Regions from separate parts of the Mus musculus genome. Here all the other regions are linked to region 2. Evidence: chromatin loops called from intact Hi-C (ENCODE). Cell type or tissue: heart. All regions are shown on one strand.

Evidence for each region. Hi-C counts contacts between places; a loop is a spot of excess contacts. Peaks named below come from ENCODE experiments on the same cell type or tissue, not always from the same donor. Only the 100,000 strongest peaks of a DNase experiment are listed, where the experiment ranks them.
Region 1: it touches region 2 in a loop (8-fold over the local background); 17 of 42 quality-filtered maps call a loop at or near these places.
Region 3: it touches region 2 in a loop (2.4-fold over the local background); 7 of 42 quality-filtered maps call a loop at or near these places.

The regions. Positions count from the first base shown.
Region 1 is chr6:87,383,141-87,391,140 of GRCm38, forward strand. It overlaps Gkn3 (gastrokine 3), which reads right to left and starts at 5,795. Exons shown (of 6, transcript NM_026860.1): 1 at 5,654-5,795; 2 at 4,223-4,276; 3 at 3,911-4,045; 4 at 2,327-2,434; 5 at 1,195-1,336; 6 at 179-390. The coding sequence starts at 5,695. The coding sequence ends at 296. In heart, CTCF peaks have their summits at 1,470 and 3,254 (motif pointing left); no DNase peak of the experiment used is centred here; H3K4me3 peaks cover 667 bases; H3K27me3 peaks cover 6,070 bases.
Region 2 is chr6:87,098,007-87,106,006 of GRCm38, forward strand. It overlaps D6Ertd527e (DNA segment, Chr 6, ERATO Doi 527, expressed), which reads left to right and starts at 6,740. Exons shown (of 2, transcript NM_001167937.1): 1 at 6,740-6,836. The coding sequence starts at 6,820. In heart, a CTCF peak has its summit at 3,743 (motif pointing right); DNase peaks (open chromatin) are centred at 3,585, 4,465 and 4,625; H3K4me3 peaks cover 474 bases; H3K27ac peaks cover 1,511 bases; H3K27me3 peaks cover 646 bases.
Region 3 is chr6:87,209,390-87,217,389 of GRCm38, forward strand. It overlaps Antxr1 (anthrax toxin receptor 1), which reads right to left. Exons shown (of 18, transcript NM_054041.2): 13 at 7,885-7,980. Among named protein-coding and RNA genes, the nearest start is that of Gm38851, 9.7 kb to the right of the region's middle. In heart, no CTCF peak of the experiment used is centred here; DNase peaks (open chromatin) are centred at 4,062 and 7,122; H3K27ac peaks cover 728 bases.

The DNA of each region.
Region 1 (8,000 bases), 290 kb after region 2:
GATGAGGGTTGATGCAGAGGCTGAGGGATGATGCAGGGGATGAGGGATGATGCAGAGGCTGAGGGATGATGCAGGGGATGAGGGATGATGCAGAGGATGGGGTAAGGGAATCCATCTGCTGCACCAGTAACACTGGAACTTTATTATTTATTCATACAAGGTAGAAATGCACTTATTCCCCCCAGATCACAAGGTTCCATGGGAAGCCAACATGTGGAGCACAGAGGACTGCAATGAGACACTTCTCACAGGCAGAGGCTAGATGAGGTCTGTCCAGTCTGGCTGACGTAGAGGTTCAGAGCCCAGGGATCTCACCACAAATGGACAGTCCCATGAAGGACAGAAGCTGGAGCTCAGAACATGAGTCTGGGTCCATCGTCAGGGCGGTACCTTCAAGAGGAAGGATCCACACTTTAGAGACAAAGTCAGAGTCAACAGGTACATGGGACACCAGCATTCGATGAACCCTCAGGTCAGCAGAGGCCCACACCGGCCCCTCTCACCAGCCCTTGCTGTAGTCACCTCTTTCTTTTATGGTTCTTTTATTGCGCTTTGTAACCCCTTAGCCCAGTGTGGTCTGGTTCTCTCCGGGACCCTTGTGTCTTGAAGAACTCTGGCTGGGGGTTTACGACCAAGGCACTCGGGAGGCAGAGGCAGGTGGATTTCTGAGTTCCAGGACAGCCTGGTCTACAAAGTGAGTTCCAGGACAGCCTGAGCTATACAGAGAAACCCTGTCTCGAAAAACTAAAAAACAAACAAACAAACAAACAAAAAAAGAGGTGGGGGGGGGCACCGGCTGCGTTGCTGACTGCTTCTGGACTCACAGGCAGATCTTGGAGTTTTAGCCTCTAGCAATTACAATTCCTCCAGTCACTGATTTTCTCCCCGCAGAGTACCGAGGGCTCCAAAGTCAATGGCCTTCCCCTACAGTGGGTGTGGCTAAGCTCGAGTCAGGGCTGGGTGTCCATCAGCCATCAAATCCCAAAGCAGTCTATGGCGGCTCCCCTACTCTCCATCCCCCCTCCCCCCGCCATGAGCCTTGTAAGGAATCCCCTACATCCCAAACACGCGGCTTCTCTTCCACTGGAGAAAAGATGGAATGAGCGATGTCATTGCATTTTGCCAATAGGTCCCGAAACTCCTCCCTTTTCTTTTGATTCATGCATCACCTCCTGTTTCCAGCAGTGAACACACCTTCTTTTTGCTGCCGAGCAAAGTAGGTGGGGACGGCTCTGCACAGGTCTTTGATTGGCACTCCGTATTGGGCCAAGTTTTTGATTCGGCTGGGTAAAACTGTGTAGGTCAGTCCTCGAGTAGGTGGGTAGTGACCGGAAGCCTGTAAGAGGGGGCGTCTCAGATACGGCATATCCAAGAAGGGGTTCACAGGGGAGCTGTGAGGATTCGTGGGGAGATTCAGTACCAATCCAGACTTGCTCTCCGGTGTCTCTAGCTGCAGTGTTTTATTGAGCCTCAGGAGGGCGAACAAGGCTCTGGCAAACTCTGGACCCAGTGGCGTTTTCTATTAGCTTTGGGTGCGTTCTCATTAACCCTGATTAGTTTAAAACATTTATTGCGTTTATATTTCGTCAGTTTAGATGAACAGGACACTTTGAACTTCTCTTTTAAAGATTTGTGTATTTTAGTTTTATGCGTAGGAGTGTTTGAAGTTACAGACTGGTGAGAGTCTCCTTGTGGGGGCTGGGAACCAAACCGGGACCCTCTGCGAGAGGAGCAAGTGCTCTTAACCTCCGAGCATTTCTCCACCCACAACTTTTAAAAATAGCATTGCTTTAACACACTTTTTTCCTAGAGTTAGTACCGCCACCCCCAGTTCTGAATGCTGTCCAAATGTGTTGACATTTAAGCAAAGTTGGAATAGATCCCACAAGTTGCAGAGAATATCCTCCTGGCTTTAACTTATTTAACAGTTCCCAATCTCACTAGAGAGGGTAGGCAAGAACTTCAGCAATCTTGGGCTTAATGGTAATAATGGTGTGTGTGCGGGGGGGGGGGGGGGGGGGCAGGAAAGGCAGGAAGGAAAGAGACAGAGACAGGGTCGTGAAATCATTGCAGTGTTTGCATCCAGCCCCTTGTGTCTTCTAGCATAGTTTGAAGCCATTGGGAATGAGGTCATTACATAGGATATTGATTGATTCAGTTGTGCTTAGCCTTGAATGGGACACCAAAGTCCTTTGAACATGATGTGACTTCATGGCAGGAAGGAGAGACATGGATGAAGCTCCTGTCCATGTCTTAGAGAGTGGCTGTTACGTTGGAAAGCCCCATAGTAGACACCAGTCAGAGACACCTGGACACGCTCACTCACCTGTTTGCCCAGGGCCTGGGTAATATCATCCAAACTTGGGAAGGCTGCTGGGTCCATCTTTGCCAGAACACAGGCCATCTTGCTAAACAGCTTAGCTGCCAGGAGGTCCTTAAAGCAACAGAGCAGAAACGTGTTACCTATCGTCTCAGTACTAATGCACCTGCTCGCCTCAGGGGTGCAATACCCTGCTAGTCTGACCGAAATGCGGAACATCTCAGAAGGGCTGCACTCTGGATGCCAGAGCACAGGTCAGCTTCTGCTCCTGTCTCCTCTGCTCCTCCTGGTGAAGGTTTTATCTCCCAGGTAGGGTAGGATGGTAATACAACAATGTGGATGATCTTAGGGGCCTGCTCTGCTACTCTAAGGCTCTTGAGAGCCTCAGTTTGTTTGTTTATTTTATCAATAAAGCAGGAGGAATAGCCTTTCTTCTGTGGAGTTGTCATGGAAATGAGGTGAGAGCTGAGGTCCTCACTGCCTGGGGGAATGTTGTATAAGCTGCAGAGGGCTCTCTTGAGTACCCAGGGCAGTTGGGAGGCCTCAGTCAAGACTTGGGTTCTAGAGCTAGGTCTGCCTGCATACCTCTTCCTTGTGGTCTGTTATTTGTTCTTCCCTGGCTTGGATCATAGCTGCAGTTTGCTGCTGCCGGGTCTGACAGAGCCCCAGGTACAGCTGCAAGAAACTCAGCCTCTAGATCAGTCGTTTTCAACACACTGGCTCTGACCCTTTGGGGGTCAAATGACCTTTTTCACAGAGGCTGAATATCAGATGTTCACATTATAATTCATAACAGCATGAAAATTACAGTTATGAAGAAACAATGAAATAATTTTATGGTTGCGGGTCACTGCAACATGAGGAACCATATTGAAGCATCACACTAATGGGAAAGTTGAGAACCTGGGCTCTAGCAGTAATTCTGCCTTCCTTGCGCCACCTAGTGGCCTACTGTGGAATGTTTCCCTGAGGAATTTTTTTTTTTTACTTGGCTTCTCATAGCATCCATTAGAGGCAATCTGTAGTCCGGGAGGATTCAGGGAATCTCCTTGGGAAGTTAAGAGTCAGGGAGGTGAAGAGAGAGAAGGCGTTAGGGGAAGATAACCTAGCGGACGCGGGGAGAGTGGAGAGGACACCTTGTGTCTATTCTGAGTCTTCCAGTGTGCTGGAGAGAATGTGACAGAGTGAGGAGGACCTGGGTGGCAAAGGGCTGAGTGGGGAGGCTGGGTGGTGACTTCGTTCCATCCTTTAAAGTCCCACTAGGTAGGAGAGGCAGCTGCTGGAGTTGTTTTGCAGATTTGGCAACCGAGGCACGCTAAACAGAAAAATATTCTCCGCGGTCACAGAAGATTTTATTAAAGAGTTCGGCTAAGTCACAGGGTTACTCTTCCTGGTTATGTGTCATCCTAAGGGGCCTCGTTACTGAAGGAGGTGGTGATTCATAGCCGCATTCCTTTAGAAGTCAACATTAGAAGACAAACCAACTTCTATAGCACACCCCAGTCCCTGAGGAAGACAGTGAAAAGGCTTCCATTTGGAGCAGACCTAAGAGCTCTCTTGTCCTTGTAATAAGTGCGTTTCACATCTTACGTTCTTGTAGTCCATGACTCCATCCCATTCACTCTGAACGCTGTTGTCTCGGATGCTGACCACACCTCTGAGGGCATCGACATGGATGGTCTGGGTCCCCACAGAGCCATCCAGAGGATAACTGTCGCTAGTGTTCTAGAAGGAGCAATCAACAATGAGTAAAGCCAGTGGCCCCAAGTGTCTATCTGCTCATCCTGTGCAGGGTTAAGGGGGAATCCATGAGAAACTACAGGAATAATACCCCTGGGTATTATCTTTGAAATGTTTCTGCTAAAAGACATAGGTAGACTGGACCCTCTCCACCATACTCACCGTCAGCGCCAGAGCTGGAACTAGAAAGACAGTCACAAGAATGGAAGGCGCAATCTGAAATGGAACAAAGGTCACTGTGCTTAGTCCTTGGCCTCTGATGAGCTTAGACTCCAGGGCTGCCTTGCTGGGGTCCACAGCTTTCACCTCCCTCCATCCCTGCAGAGTTCCCAGGTGTGTCAGGACACTATAGCTTACTGTGTTCACACAGGGTGTGCCTGCTGCTCAGGAGGCAAGGTTTTGTCAGTCACTCAAGGACACTCCTATGTGGCTTCTACTGTCAATCACTGGGATAGATTTAGCCAACCTGACAGGGTAGGATCAGCCTGGACCACTATAGCTCAGGCCTCCCACTCTTCCTTTTTGTGCTACCTCTCTACTTCCAGGGCTGGGCACATCCTCTACTCCAGCTCTTGATCCAAACCCCAAATCTCACAGTCAGCCCTATTCCGCCTCTGCCCACCCTCCATCCCCCCTGGAAACTGACACCCTCCAGGCTTCCTTTCCTCTGAATTCTCTTACCTTGCCTAAGAAGAAAGCTACTCACTGTTATTTGCATACTATTTTGGGGGAAATTATGTTAGAATGTACCTAGGCCTTAAAATATTTAAGTTGTTCAGTTCCTCTATGTGGTGTGCTCTGCCCATCAAGGGAGTTTTCTGCAGCAGACATTAATAAAAGAATAGGGGGCTGGGTTAAGCTAGCCATAGTTTCTTGTGTACTTGAGGCTGGCCCAGCTCAAGTGCACCCATCATGACAAGTGGGACTGGCAGGGTCCTCCCTTCTCTTAACATCCATGAAAAGTCGGCATCTGGCTTCAGTAACAAACGGGGCCCCTGAAAGTCAAAGGAAGCGGCTATTCTACAGTGTTATCATCACCACAGTGCAGTGCAGCGCAGCTGCCATAGACACAGAGCTGCAGAGGGTGAAGCTGCTTTAGTGAAAGCTGGATGTGGTCGTGCCTGCCTTGAATGCCAGCACCCAGGAGACTTAGATGGAGGATTTGGAAAGTCTGAGACAAGCCACAGCGAGTCAAAGTAGCCTGGACTACAGAATGAGGCCTTGTCTTAAAAAAGCCAGAGGGACAAAAAGCACTCTATCCCAGCTGGCCCCACATGCATCTAAGCTATTCCCCACTGGCAATTTGTAAATACGGAAAACCACTGCAGACAAGACTCCAGCATATGAGTATCTACCTGGCCTCCAAAGAGTCTTGACTTTTAAGAAATTAGTTATTGATTCCATTAGAGGACACCCTTCCTTCAGATTCTCCAAAACAGAAGTGCCAACAGAAGATTGCACACCCAATCATCGTTTGAAAATTCTGCCTGGGTTGATTTGAACAGTTCCTGGGGCAGGGAGGATCCAGACCTCCTTGGCTGGTCTGACTGGGATATATATATGCTCCACATTCAAAGTTAAAGATGTACTCACAAGGCGTCTCATGTTGTCTCTCTCCAGCGAATGCAACGGCATGCATAATACAATTTTCTATGATCCGTTCATTTCCCAAGTCTAGTTTATATAGACTTCAGCCTCTCAGGTCTCACTATGATAAGGGGCTCAGGGACTGGTTATCTACGATCCAGAAACCATTAGGGGGAAAGCTAGTTATGTAATTACGGTTATCATTTCCTTTTACTAGATCCGAGTGTTTTTCTTTCTCTCAATAGCTCGGCAGGTTCCAAGGCAAACACTGGATAAGAATAGGTCTTTGTGGCTCGTGTACTCCTGACCCCAGAGCCACTGTGTAAGGACTTATAAGCTGCTGATACAAAATCAAGGGGATCACACTTGAACTTCTTGATTTCTGAAAAGTATTCTTTTCCTAACAGTGAGAGCGGGTCGAAGAAACCTCATAAAACCCAAGAGACAAACTGATTTACAAGATTATTGATTGGCAAACAGTCTTGTCCCTTCCTCATCCAAACACAGATCACACAGTTTGCTCTGCACCCTCTGCCTCCACCAACTTCATCTCTATTCATTTCTTCAATGCCCTCTCTGTCTGACGTAGCTCAGGTCCCAGTGAACTCTCTGATGCTTGGTCCCACTAATGTGGATTTTCTGGTTTGCCTCTTCATTTCAGGGTAGTTTTTCTACCAAATCAAACCAAACCAAACCAAACAAAACCTTTGACTTGCTGCAGAACTACTGAGACATGAGGAACTCTGACCCTCACACAGTAGCACCAATTCAAGGGCTTTCACACACTTGTTTTTTCAAGCTCTGATTGGTGGCGCCCCAGACGTCTGGATGAAATTCAATTCCCTAGAGTCAGACATTTCTTTCAAGAGGAGGATTACAGAGATGACCCTGGGCATCAACGTGATCAGAGCAAGGAAGGCAGGCAGGCAGCTCAGCCCTGACTGGGCTCGGTGCAATTTGGCTATGGGAAGAGCAAATAGCTAGGCTTTGGAAACTGCCAGGTCACTCAGGGTTGAGATAACACCATAATCCCATCTGCAGTGTTCCTGATACTTTATAAAAAACAACACACGGCCCACATACTCAGCCACCACTGTGTCAGCAAAACAGATTACAGAAGATTACAAGGAAATATAACTACATGTGTTTATATGTGCCTTATAAATAGAACTTATAGGCCAATACCACAGTCATGATTTCAGCTTTGTAGTGCCAGTGGTGTGGGTTGGGAGGAACTGCGCTGTTAACCATTTTGCAAATGAAGACAGATTAATGGTGCCAATCACATTCAACTCCTACCTCTGCACTAGCCAGTACTATGACTGCACAGCTAAAATGTGAGTTCGAATTTCTGGACTTCAAAGGATCAAACTGTATGTATTTCCTTCCAACCACAATGTCCTTTAGAGTTAATTTATATTCAGCTGCAGATCAAAAAGGGCAAAGGTTCTAATTCTATGCCACCACCCAAGGTCTTCTGTGTTTAAGGGTTACTGTGTGAACAACTAATTTCGTTGGAGTCTCTCTTCAAGTGGGGAGCAGAAGCCATTCAATGGGCAGCTAGGTACCCCTCCTCTTATGCTAAGGAGCAGAGAAACCAAACTACAGGCAGCTATGTCCTAGAGGGAGAACCAGCAGGTGATCCCAAATGAGCTTCCATTCTGGAAAGATCTATGAGAGGACACCTAGCTAGGGCTCCAGACAGGAAGGAGACTCCAGTCCGTAAAGAGATGCAGAGAAATGGCCTCAGGGAATCAGAAAGCCTTGCAGAGGCAGCAACCCCTGCCCTTCACCAGTATCCATCACGAGGGGGCTCTAGCAGTCATTCAACTTTCTCCTCGGATGTTCAGTGAGACCAGTCTGGGGTTTCACTCCCTACTAAATGGAGTCTCTGTTGACTGATGAAAAGAAGCTATGATATTTTTAACAATAAAAGACCTCAGGCAACTGGAGTTAAAATAAGAGCATTGGACTGCTACTTTAAATAATGGTGGTTCAGCTGGTGACTAAATAATCTATCCACATTCAGTTTTGCAAAGGCCACTAACCATGTGTCAGGAGGAGTGGCCAAATCTGTTCAACCTTGGCCTCTTACTGAGCAACACGTTCACTGAGATGACGTTTAGAAAGTACCTCCTTTTGAGTTTACATATGATTTTTCAACATGCCTCAAGCTCTTCTGGTCCTCAGTATGACTTGGCTACTGCTGCCCCTTGCCTCTGCCTTCAGACACTTTCTAGTCTATCACATACACTGAGCACATCTGGCCTTCCGTCTTGCCCATGGGCCGCCCTGGCTTTGCTGACTAGGCCCCCTGTTCATGACTGGACACCCTAATTTCATCCTTTTCTGC
Region 2 (8,000 bases):
CTTGCATTGACACTGAAAGCAGATAATAAACTGGAGTCTTAAAGCTTTTAAATGTCGAAAAAAGGTCTTTCAGTGCAGTAATGTGTGTGACACCTGAGAGGCAAAGCTCATTAGGAATGTGAGTGGGGGTAGGCATCTGAGAGGGCAGGCCTGCTGCTTTATTAAGAACTTTAAAAACATTTAAAAAGAGAGCAAAATCTATAGCAAGTCAAATAAGAAAAACAGAGAAACCCCCAAGTCTGACCAAATGTGGTAAACAATGATAACTTGATTTATTGCAGCAGCAGCAGCATCTGTGGGTCTGATTTCATGCCAGGTCATTTCCCTGGTATCTCTGAGCCATCTTTCATGCTCAGCTATAACTCTCCCACTTTATGTGCTTGAAAGTATCCATCCATTGACTTTCTGTTACCAAGGCTCCCACCCTTTAGAGGGTTGGACCATGGAGCGCAATGTGGCAAACACTGAAGTGGGACGCGCCATAGGAAAATAATCTGCTGTCAATTTACTTTCCTCTTGGAGCCGAGCAGCCCTTTCCTTTGCTGCTGGGTCCCAGCTCTTCTCTGCTCCATCAGATGGCCAGAGGGTGGCTGCCATTCTTATATTCTTTTTGTTTTGTTTTGTTTTATCTTTTTTTGGAATTTATTTTTTATCTTTTTGAGTATTTATTTCATTGACATTTCCAATGCTATCCCAAAAGTCCCCCACATGCTCCCCTACCCACTCCCCTACCCACCCACTCCCACTTCTTGGCCCTGGTGTTCCCCTGTACTGAGGCATATAAAGTTTGCACGACCAATGGGCCTATCTTTCCAATGATGGCCGACTAGGCCATCTTCTGATTCATATGCAGCTAGAGACACAAGCTCCGGGGGTGGTATTGGTTAGTTCATATTGTTGTTCCACCTATAGGATTGCAGATCCCTTCAGCTCCTTGGGTACTTTCTCTAGCTCCTCCATTGGGGGCTTATATTCTTTAGTGTCTCAGGGAATCACTGTGTGGGGATAAGGGTCTAGACATGCATCCAACATGGCTACCTCATGGGCAGTCATGTATAGTGGACATAGTCCTAAGAGGAGCCATCATATCCTGGCCATTGGATGGGTGCTGGGTTCTCTGCATGGCAGGGGCATCTGAGTACAGTTTAAGTTTACCACTGGGAAAAAAAATGCCAGCATGGCAGAGGGCACAGAGTGTGATCCACAGAGATGGGAGGTACTTTTTGGGGCTGCTTCACACCATCAAGGGCTTGGCTTCTGGAGGGTTCAACACCAATGGAAACACAGGACATTGATGCTGATAGGCCAGGCTGCCTGGGAAGTGGATTCTTGTCAGTACCACATCTACTCTCTGCCCCCTGCCCTCCCTCCCTCCCTCCCCAGAGTCCTCAGGATAATGTGTAGGAGGCTCATAGCCTTTGTGAGCAGGTGGGAGGAGAAAGACTGAGAGGGGAAAGGGGTCACTGCGGGTCACATGCTAATGCTATTCCATCGACCCTGAGAGCTTGTGAGGTCCAAGGAAACTCGGGCTACATAAAATCAAAACTTTTTAAAAAGGAGAGGCACACTGTAATTGGCAGACAGAGTGTGTCTTTGTGTGTGTTTGTGTATGTGAGAAATGACTTTCATTTAGAAAATTTGGCAGTAGTTTCCACTGCGTCCCTAGGACTTTTAAAATGATATTTTCTGGGCTCGGAAAGCAGGCAGGCAAATCATGGAATCTTGGCTTCGACATTTCTAATGTAGGCAAGCAGAGAGAAAGGCGGCCATAATTTGGCTTTGAGGCTTCTATGGGTTGCAGAGCAAACCAGGCAATGTTACCATGGCAACACTTCTACTGTTTATAAAAACAAAGTTTTTTTTTCCTGACAAGCATACTTCATATTTAATAAACCTCAGTCCACAGGGGCCTCTTCACGCCATTTTAACTTGGGAAGAATTTTATTATTGCAGTTGCTTTCTGACACCAAAACACTTGAAACTGGAGTGTTAAGTACTGATAGCTAGAAGGGGAGAGTAAGAGGCGCTTGGTGGGAGTGGGGTGGGCGATGGCCAAGCAACATGCAAACACAAAGCAGGCCTTTCACAGAGCTGGAGTCTGCTGGGCTGCCCCCCAAGTGAGCATTCACAAATAGAGATTTCTCCTTGGATTCGGTTCATGTTCTAGTCAAAACCTGTATTCCACTCACCCATCTCCCTCCCAGGCTCTGCAGCCTTCATGGGGCACTGTTTAGGGGTGAACCCCCTCCCCATTTTAAGCCCTGACTGGTTATCTGTGAAGTTTTAAATGCCAGTGTGTGAGAGGGCTCCTTAGAACACTCTCCTACTGAATGGAAGCAGAGGAGCTCTGAGATGGGTTCTTGTAGCTAAAAAGGGTTTCTTTTTGGATCATAAAGCTGGAGAAGGCACAGGAAGATCCAGGGGCCAGAGGATCCAGCTTTGGCATCCACGCATCCTGAGTGCCCCAGATTCTGCTCTGGCTGGCACTGTTACTACATCCAACTCCAGTCTCTAGAAGGACAGTTCTCTTATGCCAGTTCTGGGGATCGGGGCCTCACAGGCTGGGTAAGTGCCCTGCCTGTAAACTACACATTCCACAGTTTTAGAAATTTAGGTTCTGAGTGGAGTGCTTTTCGGCGTCCTTGACCTGGGAACTTAGAAAGTGGCCAGAAACTTCAACAGCTGGAGTAAACACATTTGCATTTTGTCCAGAAGCTGGGAGTATCCTACTGCCCTCCCAAGGTCTTTGTCTTCTGGGACCCCTAGGCCCTTGGGAAGTTGTGAGGGCCCATTTCTAAGTACAGGCATTGCATTATCCAAAGAAGCCACTCCTGTGGTCACAGTCCTTTAGGGAAGACAGGGCCGGAATACCGTGACGTCACTCATCGCTCTTCTCATTTATGGTCAGTCAACACTTCATCATTAACTGGAAAGACTGTTGCTTTAAGATGTCAAAATAGATGACCCTTATAAATCTTACGGGTAGGTTAGTCTAAGTGGCCAATCTGAGAACCACACGGAAGCGGTTTGCCTGAGGATCTGAGGCGCCTCCAGGGAAGGTGCTTGCCTATAGGAAGCAAGCACTGCTACCCCCTTGTCTAGCCACTGTCACTGTGTGAGGAAAGGGCAGTAATGGAGCTGCGACAATGTTGCTCAGACCTGAGCTTTAGAAAAGAGAGAAGGGGCAGAGACCGGTAGGGGGTGGGGAGGGAGTACTCCAACACTCCTGTTTGAACTGTACCCGAGGTTTCAGCAACCGCAGTTCTCCAGGTGTGGCGGACCCAGAAAAATGCTATTTTCTGGATTCTTGGGGCCCTCTTGTACTTACTGCTCAGGGAGTATGGCCATGAAGAGGGCTTCAGGAAGGGACAGCTTGGAGCTTCTTTCACGGAAAGTTGGTCAGCAGGGGGCAGCACCCTACCAGTCCTGGAAACCACGGAGGGGGACAGAGCCCCCTGATCTCAGTGGGTAGCATCCCTTGAAAGAGCTGGGACGCCAAGACAATCCAGGGCAGGAAGACCCACCTGGAAGGAACCCTGGCTAGCATCAGGGGCTGCAGACCCGGCTAAGAACACAGCCTGCGCCCCCTGCTCCTCTCCTCGGACCTTCTTCCTGTAGGGAGAGACAACGCTGTCCCCACATCCCAACTCGCCTGTAGCCTCCTTTACCTGTATGAGAACTGTAGGTTCCCTTAAGAGGGTCCTGGGCTCCCACAGCCTTGCTCAGTTAAGGTTCTTGATGTCCCTGGGGACCAAGAGCTGCAGGGAGCACATGGCCGCAAGGGGGCGCCCGAACCTGCAAGACCTACATTGTGACATTTTCTTACACTTATGAAAAGTGTTATTTCATATACATTGTCTTTATCATCCTTTTCCACTGTCTTCCCCCTCCTCTAATTATCCCAGCTTCTGTTTTCCCCTCCAAAACTAAATACATTCCAGACAGTTTCTGTTCATAATTTAAACCTACTCCAGAATTTGTCTTTTTCTGAGAAAATCATCTTGCATAGAAGCAAAGGCCCACCTTGGGTTCCCTGCAGGACACTGTGAAGCCATATCGTCCCTCGATGTAGAAGTTGTGGGCAGACGTGAATGCCATAGAGGTAGGGGGAGGGGGCACACCTTCTTTGCGGTTGGTGACTTCCAAGTCACCCTCCCCTTGGAAGGCCCCACCCCTGGCTCAGAGCAGTCCAAGTTCTCTGAGCACAGAGGCCCAGCAGTCTATAGGTCCTGCTGTCTCCACCCAGCTCTGAGCAGAAACTGTACCTGGACCCAGGCCCTTCCCTCCCTGCTCTGTGGGTTTCTCTCTGTCTCTGTAACTGAAGCAGGAGGTGACTATTACCCAGGAGAATCTGGCTTTCTGTGGAAGAGGAGCAGCTGCAAGCTGGCTACTAAAGTCCTAGGTGTTGGAGCTCCCTCGCAGCAGCCAGCACAGGCCCCCTCCTTCCTCTTTGTGCTCGACCCTTGCATGTTATGGATCAGAGGTTTCTTTGGACTGACTTTGGGAGGAGAGCCCAGGACACCAGCTGCAGTGTCCTCTGACTGCCGTGTATCTGACACCTGACTGACACTTCCTAAGGCTTTGGAGATCAAGAGCTGAAGGCAAGACCGAGAGCCTCTTGCACGTATTTTTCTCAGTCTTTGTTCTCACCACGCTTTTTTTTTTTTTTTCTGGCTTCTAGTCCTTTTGGCATCCGGAGAATAGCTGAAGTCAGGGAGGCTGGGACAGTTCCCAGTCCACAGTCCATTAGGGACCCACAAAGAATGTTGATGACTCTGAGGTAAGCAGGCTGCCTGCCCTAGAGCTCTGGTGTGTGTGTGTGTGTGTGTGTGTGTGTGTGTGTGTGTGTGTGACAAGTGCCTGCTTCTCCATGAATGATGGTGATGGAGAGAAAGGCCAGATTCTTCCATCCTCACCTTCTGATGGATTCTGAGTAGTAGCAGTGGTCTACTTCCTGAGGTTAGGAGCCATGGTCTCAGGTGTAGCTCTGTCTCCTGGCCTTGAGGGCTGGGAACTGTGCATCTGCATGGGGAAGGGTCCCTTTCCACCCCCCACCATTATTCAGAGCTTGTGTCTGCACACAACATCCACAATCAGGGTCCACATGGCCTCACAGTGTCCTGCAGGGATCCCAAGCTGCAGCTTTGCTTTATGCAAGATAGTTTTCCCAGGAAAAGGCAAGCCTGATTCTGGGGTGTGGTTTAAGTTATAGACACAGCCTGTCTGGAACCTTCTCATACAGTGTATGTAGTTTCAAAAGTTCTCTGTGCTCAGGCCCCACAGCCAGAGCATGGCTGTACTTGAGCCTCCCTGGTCACAGCTGTCTTCCGTTCCCCACACCTGGGCTTGTAAAGCATTGCCTTCTCCTTAAGCCTCATTCCACCATCTGTACCCACCTCCAATTCACATAGGAGTGGGAGCTCCCAGCCCCCACCCCACCTCATTCCACCATCTGTATCCCACCTCCAATTCACATAGGAGTGGTAGCTCCTAGCCCCCACCCCACCTCATTCCACCATCTGTATCCCACCTCCAATTCACATAGGAGTGGTAGCTCCCAGCCCCCATCCCCCATCCTTCCATGTCACACTGGAGAAGGCTTGTGCCCCAAACCTGTCTCTCTGAAGGGTGTCTGCATAGGAGGGAGGCTTCTGGAAAGTCTCTGGCTCTAATCTTGCTTGTCACCTGTTGCTTGCTCTGCAGGGAGCTGCCATGCTGGGTGCTCCACAGACTTTAAAACCGAGCTAGGAAGGGTGCTGAGTAGCAAGTGCTTGCCCAGCCACCTAGGGCCTTAGACTCAGTCCTGAGTGCAAAACTAACCAGCCAACCAGCCAGTCAACCAACCAGCCAATCAACCAACCAGCCAACCAACCAACCAACCAACCAACCAACCAACCAGCCAGTCAGCCAGCCAGCTAGCCAGTCAACCAGCCAACCAACCAACCAGCTAGCCAGCCAGCCAGCCAGCCAGCCAGCCAGCCAGCCAAATACTGACTTTCAGTTTCCAAACTTGGGATAGTTGTCACACAAATCTATAGATCCCTCACAGGATGGGAACCATATCTACTGATTACCCACTCTGAAAACTTCTGGAAAAAACCTGGGATTTCCCTAAGAAATTACCACCTTTAAAAAGGTGATTTTAAAATATTTTTATGTTTCGTCTGTCTGTCCATCTGTCCGTCCATCCATTCGTCCATCCATCCATCCATCTGCCCATCCTGTTGGTGTGTGTGTGTGTGTGCCCTGTGAGGGCTGTGAGCATGGAGGACGGAGGTTTCAGATAGCCAGAATCTGAGCTGTTGCAAGCAGCTGTGAGTCACATGACTCGGGAAAACAACCTATCTTTAGGGTGTTTAGTTACACAGGACCATCCTGACACTCAAGAGACACGGTCATCAGGATGTAACTGTAGTTATCTCACTTCAAACTCTTCATCTGTTAAGACATTTTGTTCTTTATGACAAGACCTGAGGATTTCACGGTACCTTGCCGGGCTGTTTAATCAGGAATCCGCTTGGAGTTGTCCCCTAAAACCTCTGTGCTGGCTAGGCTCTGTGTCAACTTGACACAGGCAAAAGTCATCTCAGAAGAGGGAACCTCAGTTGAGAAAACTGCTCACCAGATTGGGCAAGGCTGCAGCACATTTTCTTGATTGATGATTGATGTGGGAGGGCTCATCTGACCCCTGGGCAGGTGGTCCTGGATGGCATAAGAAAGCCGCCTGAGCAAGCCAGGAGGAGCAAGCCTGTAACAAGTTCCTCCGTGGGCTCTGCATTGGTTCCTGCCTCTAGGAACCTCCTGCCCTGACTTCTCTGGATGATGGACTACAAGTTGTAAGATGAAATAAACCCTTTCTTCCCCAAGTTGTTTTTGGTGATGGGGTTTTACCACAGCACAAGAATCCTAACTAACACAAACAGCCCTCTCTGTCAGCGGCACCATTTGTCTCTCTTCTTACCCCGTGGTTGGTTGGCTATCCCAGTAGTGCAGTTCCAGTTGACAATCTGCCTTTTTGCAGCAGAGGCAGCAATACTTCTTCCTGGTCCCTCCAACTTCCTGCTTTTCCTCCTCCTCGAGATGAGCCATCCTGGGTCTGCCCAGGCTCTGTTGCCTTGGCCCCACTCATGGGCTGGTCTGCAACAGTTGCCACAGTATTTCTCTTGTGAGCCTCAGCTTGCAGTTCCAGATTCACTTGCCAGGGTGAAGACCATTATGGGTCTGCCATCTTTCTCTGAATTATGTTGCCATTTTGCCCGTGTTTTTGGTGATGTCAGTTGTGACATCACTGGAGCTGTGGACTCGGGGTGTCTCCTTGGGCTTCTTGCGACAGTGGGTGCTGGCACTGTGGTGGTGGTGGTGGTGTGCCAAGACACCAGCTGAAGAGCTGGGGGCACAGAATGGCTGAGTACCATCGTAGGGAGACCTGCTGCTCAAGGCAGTGCATAGCAGTGTTGCCTCCAGACTCCGGCTTGGGAGATAGCTGTTTGGATTCCCTTATGCTTCTCTGACCTTCCCTCACAGAACGGTCCTCTAACTCCGTAGCACGCCCACCCTGGAATGCATCCTCCCACCTTTCCCCTTCAGTGTACCCTCTATGGGACAGGGTTTAGGTTTTGCTCTCTCTGCATAGTCCTTCCTAAGCCCAGACTCTCCTTGTTTTGCACTGTCCCAGGTCAGCTTCTGGCTGATGAGTCTCCTGGTTCCATTGGTTTGTTTTGGGACAGTGTTAAGCACATGCTCCTCTCCTGGGCTCACTTTAAGGAAAACCATCTGTCAGAATAAACCATAACTCTCCTCATCTGTGGGGAGAATCTATTCCTTACAGACCCTACCATGGCCTTACTAGTTTCTTTGCCCATCGACTGACCTCCCTTGCAGCCTCCTCTTTCCTGACTTTCTGACCACACATCTCTGCTCTTTTATTCCATGATGTTTATAGAACATAATTTTAATACTTTCAACTGTTAATATTCAACAAATAGAATAATTATTTTAGG
Region 3 (8,000 bases), 110 kb after region 2:
CAGAAACTGTGAAGGAACTTTGCTTGCTGGCTGTGCTCCCTGTTCAGTTAGCAATCTTACACAGCCCGGGATCACCTGTCTAGGGAATGGTGCCATCCACAGTGGGCTGGGCCCTTCCTCATCCATTAACAATCAAGACCATCCCTTATGGTCAGGCCAATCTGATCCCTCATTCCAGGCTTTCCTCTCAGGTGACTATAGACTGTGTCAAGTTGACAACTAAAGCTAACGAAGGCAAGGAACTACCAATAAATAAACCAAAAACTCAGCAGCCTTGGGATACTCTACGTCAACGGTGACAGTGTCCTTGCCCTGATATCTGGTCGCTCAGGTGCCTCTACTGTCATGGGGTGAGGACATCATACCCTTGGCTCTGAAGGCATGCCTTTGCCTCTTCTCTTGGACTCCGATGCATATTGAACTGTCTCAGCCTGGGACGAGTCCAGCTATGTGGCTTCCTGGGCCTCAGGCGTAGATCTTACCCTTTGTGGTCTACACTATTGGCAGTGACCGCTAAGCTGCATTCACAACTCTCTTTGCCACAGTGGACTCTGAGCTTCTAGAAGATGCAAGCACATGTGGCCAGCCTTTGTCTCTGACCCGTAACTCAGAGCTCGTTGCTCAGTCACTACTTCTGGAAAGAATGAGCATGCGCTCCTCTAAAGGAGAAGGTACAGGAAGCACTTCCTATTGTTCTCAAAGTCCTGCTCCCAAGTAAACACTCAACACGTAATGGTGCCAGCCTCACTTCTGGCCTCTCAGTCCTCCTGCATCATTTTTTGGAGGGCAGTTAAGATATTCAAAGTCTCCCAGAGCAGCCCAGGTCTCTAATGATGGTGGGAAATCTCAGAGCATCGGGGACTGAGGGGTAACTGCTGCTGGTCTAGCCAGCACTCAGGCCCATTCTGTTTCTAAACTCCAGCTTCCAAGTTCGTTTGCTGCCCTGCGGCTTGGCAGTTTGCTTCTCAGCACCGTGCACAAGCCAGTTTCCCGGACAACTTGAGCATTGCACGCACAATCCGTGTCGTTACAACACAGGTCCATCCCATGTATGTTTGATCATGTGTGGGAGGCATGACAGTTTTTTGTTTTTAAATCACAAAACTGAGAAATTGTACTAGCTTGAAAGATGACTTTTCAAAGGCCAAAGAGAAATTAAGTGAACACTTAACTTTAGTTTTGTGTGTGAGGTAGTGGTGGCAGAATTCATAGAATGGTCACCCTCAGATGTAGAGAAATATGGTATGATTCTATTTAGTGTCACTGAGGGGACACAGTTGACTGGCTGGTGGTGAGCTGAGCAGGAAATGCAAATTCCAAACATGCATGCACACATGCAAATTCCACACATTCATGCACACATGCTCATGTGCTTTCTTGCTTCCATTTACATGTGTGCAATCAAGTAAGTCCTGAGTGTGTGTTCTTTTTGTAGGAGAATCATATACAACGCCTAAGAGATAGGCATGAGTCCTGGTTTTATGAACCAGGGACCAAATGGAAGAAGAAAGCCTTCAGCATGGGAGAGAGGAGCTTGGATAACAGTGAAAAAATATGGGGTGCTGGGAGAGGCAGGGGTGCAAAGGGAGCCTGGGAGGCTTCATGGGAGACCTTGCTGAAACCAGGGAGAGAACTGTGGGACTCTAGAGAGAAGACAGTGGGGGTCTGGAGTCCTCTTTTGCTCTACATGAACCATAGTCATGCATGGACAGGGTACAAAGCTGAGGATCTTGCATGACACGGCCTCATCAGAACTCCATAGATGGTTTATTTTTAATGGAGAGAGTAACCAGGCAAGACAACAGCAGATTTTTCTATCTCAGACAGTGCTGAGCAAATACCAGGAGCAGTGGGCTCAAGCCATGATGTCTTTCTTTCTGGCTAGTCTTCACTCTAGGGAGCACTTCTGTGCCTGCCGTCTTCATGCTCCCAGTCACAACATGCATGCTCATTCTTTATATACCAGAGCAAAACCCATGTATTTTTCTGCAGTGTTTTTATTAATAATTTGTGGTATCCAGGCTAGCAAGATGGCTCAGTGGATAAAAGTGCTTGCTGGCAAGCCTGATTACCTGAATCTGATCTCTATGACCCACACTGTGGAAAGAGAGAACTCACTTCTGCAAGTTGTTATCTAACTTACACACACACACACACACACACACACACACACACAAACATACGTAGTGAAAAGTTAAGAGTTCAAGATATTGAAAAGAATGAAAATTTTATTGAGCTCAGCATTGTTTCGATGGGTTTCCATAAGATTTTGTGTTTAATTTGTGAGATTTATGTGTATGTATGTGTACCTGCTTGTCTGTCTGTACATTATGTGTGTGCAGTACCCACAGAGGCCAGAAGAGGGTGTCAGATTGCTTTGAACTGGGATTACAGGTGGTTGTGAGGCTCCTGATGTGGGTTCTGACGACCAAACTCAGGTTCTCTGCAAGGGCAGGGCATGCTCTTAACCATTGGGTCATTTCCTTGCTCCCTTTTTTCTGAGTCCTTCATGCAGCCAACCCTTTGTCCACTGAGTCACCAATCTACCTGAGGACTCCAGTTTCTTCCTGTAAGTCCCTACACTCTCCTGATCTGGGATTATTTCTCTACTGGTGATGTGCAGGTCCCCAGGTAGTATAAATCCAAACTCTAAAACTCTGAGAGGTTATAGTCATGAATTCCTAGGGACAGGCATGCCAAACCCATCTGTATTCAAGGACCTGACTCAGGTGGAAAACTCACTCCCAACTCCCAAGTTCTCCTGTGTCCACAAAGGGCTACGGAGCCAAAGCTCTGGGTCACTGAGGTCACCGAGTGTCCTCAGGTGCCTCCTTGAGGCCATCTGACAAGAGGTCCCTTTCCCTTGTCCCTGTAAATGCTCCTGTTTTCTTCTGAGTCTTATGTTTATCCAGGATTTTGTTGGGTTTCCTTATGTTGTAAGAGTAACTGATTTTAAAAAGGCATTATTTCTAGTCTTATCTAAGGGTTAGTTTAAGTGTATGTATGCACTGCATATGTATGCATGTATGTTTATATGTATGCAGTACATTATGTATTTCATGTAGTGTATGAATGAGTGGTGGGTATCTGTGTGGGCGTGTGGGCATCTCCTGGGCTGATTTGGGTGTCTTCCTAAATTGTTCCCACCTATTTACTTATTTATTTGAGACGAGGTCTTGCTAGATAGCCCTGGCTTGGTTAGAACTTACTTTGTAGATCAGGCTGGTATAGCGCTCATAGAGACCCACCCCCTTCTGCTTGCTGGGTGCTGGGATTAGATGCACTGCCTCCCTGGCCTATGTGTTTCTGTGTGATAAACAGCCTCAGGTCAGACACCGTGCAGAGTTAATGCTGTGCTGTTAGGATGTTAGAAACACACTCCAAGGACGGTAGCATCGTAGAGGGGAAGGGACGCTTGCCTTGTGCATTCTAGCCTTCTGCCTTGACCCCAAGGCTTATGCTCAGCATTCCCACTGAAGTCAGGAAACCATAGGAAGGTGGGGAACTCCATACGAAAGACCTATAGGAAGCAGGAGATGCTGACGAGCAGACACATCAACAATCCTTCCCACAAAGCAGACGGGCTGAATTTAATACAAACCTCAGGTCTGACTGTGGTTACTCCTGCCCCTTCTCAGCCTCAGCCTAGAACTTTCACACTGCACAAGCTGATCAAAGGCCAGTGATGAGGGAGGAAATAAAATAAATTTTCAAAGAGAAATTTTCTTTCTTTTTAAAAGAAATGAAATCCACTGTGTTCCTGTCTCCAATTGGAACCCCAACTTGAAATAGTCTTGTGCCTCTAACCTGCCTGAGACTGGGAGTGTTTAAGAGGCCACGTTCATCATACCTAAAGTGACAGGCACAGCAGGAAGCTCTCACTAGTGGATGAGGCCTAAATGACTGGCACCGTGATTTAGCAGAACATGGGCACAGCGGCCACAGCGTGTCAGGGTCACTGCAGAAGTTTGGGAAGTGGCACAGTAAAAGAAACCCATGAACTCAGAAGCCCCGGCTAGGCCAGGAGGAGAAACATCTCTGCCTGGGCCATGGGCCAGCTGTTTCCAGCTGCCAGCAGGGTCAGTGGAGTCTGAGCAAGGCCTCAGAGGTCACCGTGTTGATGACCGATGACGTGATGTTTAGCTGTGATACAGTGAGGCAGCCTCTAAGGAAGGAGGGCACAGTCCCAGATCCTGCACTTTGAGTTGCTTCAGGCTTCTCTAGAGTTTGTATTTCTTTGATATTTTGGGTATAACACCAGTGTCATTATGTGAACAGGCCAAAGGTTTGGTGGGTTACAAAAAACAGGTAGAAGAAGAGTTCTGGGATCAGCCCATTTGGGAATTCACTACACAGATCATCCTAATGAGGGACCCAAGGGAGCCTCTCACTACTACTGTTCTTCAGCGCATTTTAAAGACATCTTTGAAGCTATTGCCTCCACTCTTCCTGTTTTCAGGTGTACTGTTTTCATTGTTTACTAGATCCAGTTTGGAAGAGCTGTCCCCGATCACCTAATTCTCAGGTAGTTTCAATAATGCAGCCATGCCTGAGAGCCACAAAATGGAATCTCCAGAGGGACTCAAGAGAAGGTAAGGATGGAAGAAGAACAATGGGAGAAAGCACAGTTTCCAGTTCCTGGCTCTTTACCCAGGGATCTGAAGTTAAAGGGCTTTCCCATTCCTTTAGCTGAGAGGGGATAATGATGCTTTGGTGGCATGTCATCTCCAGTCATGGCCAACCTCTTTCCACTGTACCTGCAGGCATAGGAGCAGGGTGCATGGGTGGATTTCAAGGCGAGCAATGAGGCAGGCTTAGGTGGAGGGAAGCTAGCAGTAGAAGATGGAGATGCAGAGTAGAGGGCAGGGATGCAGAGTGGCGGGCAGGGACACAGAGGGGAGGGCAGGGATGCAGAGGGGAGGGCAGGCCCCTGTATCGTGGAAACTAATTTCCTAAGCGGCAGAGTGAGAAGGTCCAGATGGGACGAGTAGGCTGGAGAGTGATCAGGTCACACACCTGTCCAAGCCTGAGATTCTGGGTGAGTTGCTGTCTGTCTGTGCCAGGTTTTAGTTACACCAGTCACTAGCAACTCCTTGGTGTGTGTGTGTGTGTGTGTGTCTGGCCCTACAACTCAGTGTTGTGAAATATGTGGAGAGCCATATCTGAAGACTTTGTGTTTCACTCTAAGGCCTATCAAGTTCTAGTTGGTCACTAGAGAGATCCAGCCATCTTCCCTCCCTGCCTCCCCAGCACTGGGAGCTAAGTACATGCCTCACTTTATTTTTTTAACATAGGTTCCATCCCCAAGACCCTCATGTCCCTCTGTACAATTACAGCTCTTCTGCAGTCCCGCTAATCACGCCATGATCCTTAGCAAATCATGACATTTGAGTGCAGGTAAGAGTACTTTGGCCTTCACAGGAACATGTACACACATACACATGTACCTACATGCACATGTGCACATGTACACATACAAACCCAGTAGGTAGATAATACATCCCAATATTCTCAGGAGAGGGTGTGCCCAGAGATGGCCCTCCATCCTCTTGGATGCTTCAGGAACTTTGAGTTACTCTAGCTGAGCAATGTGTTAAGCTCTGAAGTCCCACACGCTTAGCTTCCAGTGGTTACAGCAACAGGTAACAGCAAAGACAGATAAAAAGAAGGAAGTTATGCTAAGGAACTCCCCTGACCCTGGAGGTGAAGGTGAGAATTGAGGCTGGAGGAGGCTGGGTTAGAAAAGGCCTATGCATGCCATCTGGGGGAAGAGACAGAAGAGTCATGAGAACTTGGGAGGTGGGAAGGTTACCATGGTGACCTGGGTGCTTTCGGAGGTAAGCTGTATTGGTTCTTCCCTTGTTCTTGTGACCAAATGCCTGCTAAGCAACTTGTTCATTTTAGCTCACTGTCTAAGAAGGGATACAGTCCATTATACTGGGGAAGGCACAGCAGCAGGAATGTGGGGTCGCTGGTCACCTTGTGTTAGCAGTCAGCTAGCAGGAAGCAGAGAGTGGTCAGGGGGATGGGCCGGGTTAACAACTTCAAAGCCTGTCTCAGTGACCCACTTCCTCCAGCGAAGCTCCACCCCTTAAAGATTCCATGATTTCTCAAAACCTGTGTCACTGGCTAGAGACCAAATGTTCAGACACAGGGACCTATGGGGGACATGGAGGCCACTGCAGGCTTCCGTTTGGGCAGCTGGAGGTCAGTGTCGAAGCCACTGGGGACAAGCGGGTACAGGAATAATGTGATGAGTTTAGTTTGGCCATTCTGAGCGAGCACCCTGCAAATGTGATGCTTAGTGGTTCCCTGTAACAGGGCCTGGCCTGTTCCTCTGTATGGTCTCATTGTCATATGAAGTAGTGAGAGTCATTGAATTTAGCATCATTTCCTACAGGGTAAGCTGTGGAGAGGAGGGTTGGAGATAACCTGGAGGGTCGGAGGCACAGGACGAAGGGAAAAGTAAGCAGACACATTGGAGGAGAGTCCGCTGAAATCAGGGGAAGGCAGCACCTACTCAGGAAGTGTTGCGAGCAGGGAGCAGGGGCTGGGGCAGTAAACTCACCAGACACTGGCCAGTAGGGACTCAGCAGGGAATGAGGTCCCTTGTGGATGGGCACAGTATTTGTGTTTTCAGAAAGGACCTGGTGTCTGGTCCCACTTTTTATGTCCCTACCCTGGATATGTAGCTATTAAAGGGTTAAGGTTGGCCTGTCTGGGGGTGGAGACCTTGCAGGCTGTTGGGCACTGTGAATGTGACCCTCTAGAGAAAGTGCTGCAGTGGGGAGAGAGTGGCCTCATGTGACCACACTTTGTAAGCTTATGGTTCTAGCTGTTTCCTTAGCACAGGCTTGCAGCTCAGCTACTAGATCAAGTGACATTTCCCATAGTTGGAGGAAGGGCAGGGAGAGTGACAGAGGGAGGTTTGGGGACCAGAGTTCACAAAGACACCTTCTGTTAGTTTGAGAGCTCTGGGGTGCAGTCTCTCAGGGTGGAGGCACTTTCCAGAAACCTCTGAATGAGTCTCTGTGGGGAGGCTCTCTTTCCTGCACACTGCACTCCATTCTGGAAACATGTGACTTCATCCAGCCCCAGTCCGGATCCCTGAAGTGAGTGGTCAAAAGAGTTTGGAGGCCACTTGAAACTCTGGGGTGCAGGCCAACATTAAGCAAGCAGGGGCGGGGCAGTCAATAACATCACAAACAGAAGATATTGTCTGTCTCCATGATCTCCCCTTACACAGGAAGCCTTTGACTTACAAAATGAGACCACATGAAGACATGCTAGCTGCCTTCCCAGGCAACAGGGACTCAAACCAGAAAAAAATTAATTTAAAATTATTTTGAAAATTGCAAAACAATCCTGCCTTCTTGGGTGACAATTCTTCCTTTCCTGAAAAGTTTATTTTGGGAAAGAAGCCTTTCTCACAGATATAAACCTAGTGTCATACAATGTATCAATGGATCCCAACTCTAACAAACTGAGCATCATACAATGTATCAATGGATCCCAACTCTAACAAACCAGCATCATACAATGTATCAATGGATCTCCACTCTAACAAAGTGCTTTTGGATAATGACAACAGCAGCACTGTCTATGTCCTTTCCAAATACCAAATACAAATACTTTAGTCCTTGTCTTCTGTATTTACAGGGCTATACCAAAGGCTTTGCCATTGGTAGCCTTGCCCCCAGCCCATGCTGACAGCTCACAGAACCAAGTGACCAAGCCTGGATTATGCTGAGTTGTATTTTTTTTTTTAAAGCTAGACTTATCTCTTACTTTTACAGTTCCTGCCCGCCCCTCCCCAATCCCAACTGATATACCTGGGGTTTTCATGTCCCTTTGCCTCTTGTGGCCTGAGGCTGGCCCACTTACCACTGTGCAGCAGAGGGGCCAGAACCACCAGAGCAGCGCCAGGGCCAGCAGCAGGAAGAGGACCAGCAGAGCAATCGCCAGGATGGAGCCGTCTGACTATGGGATGAGCAGAGGGT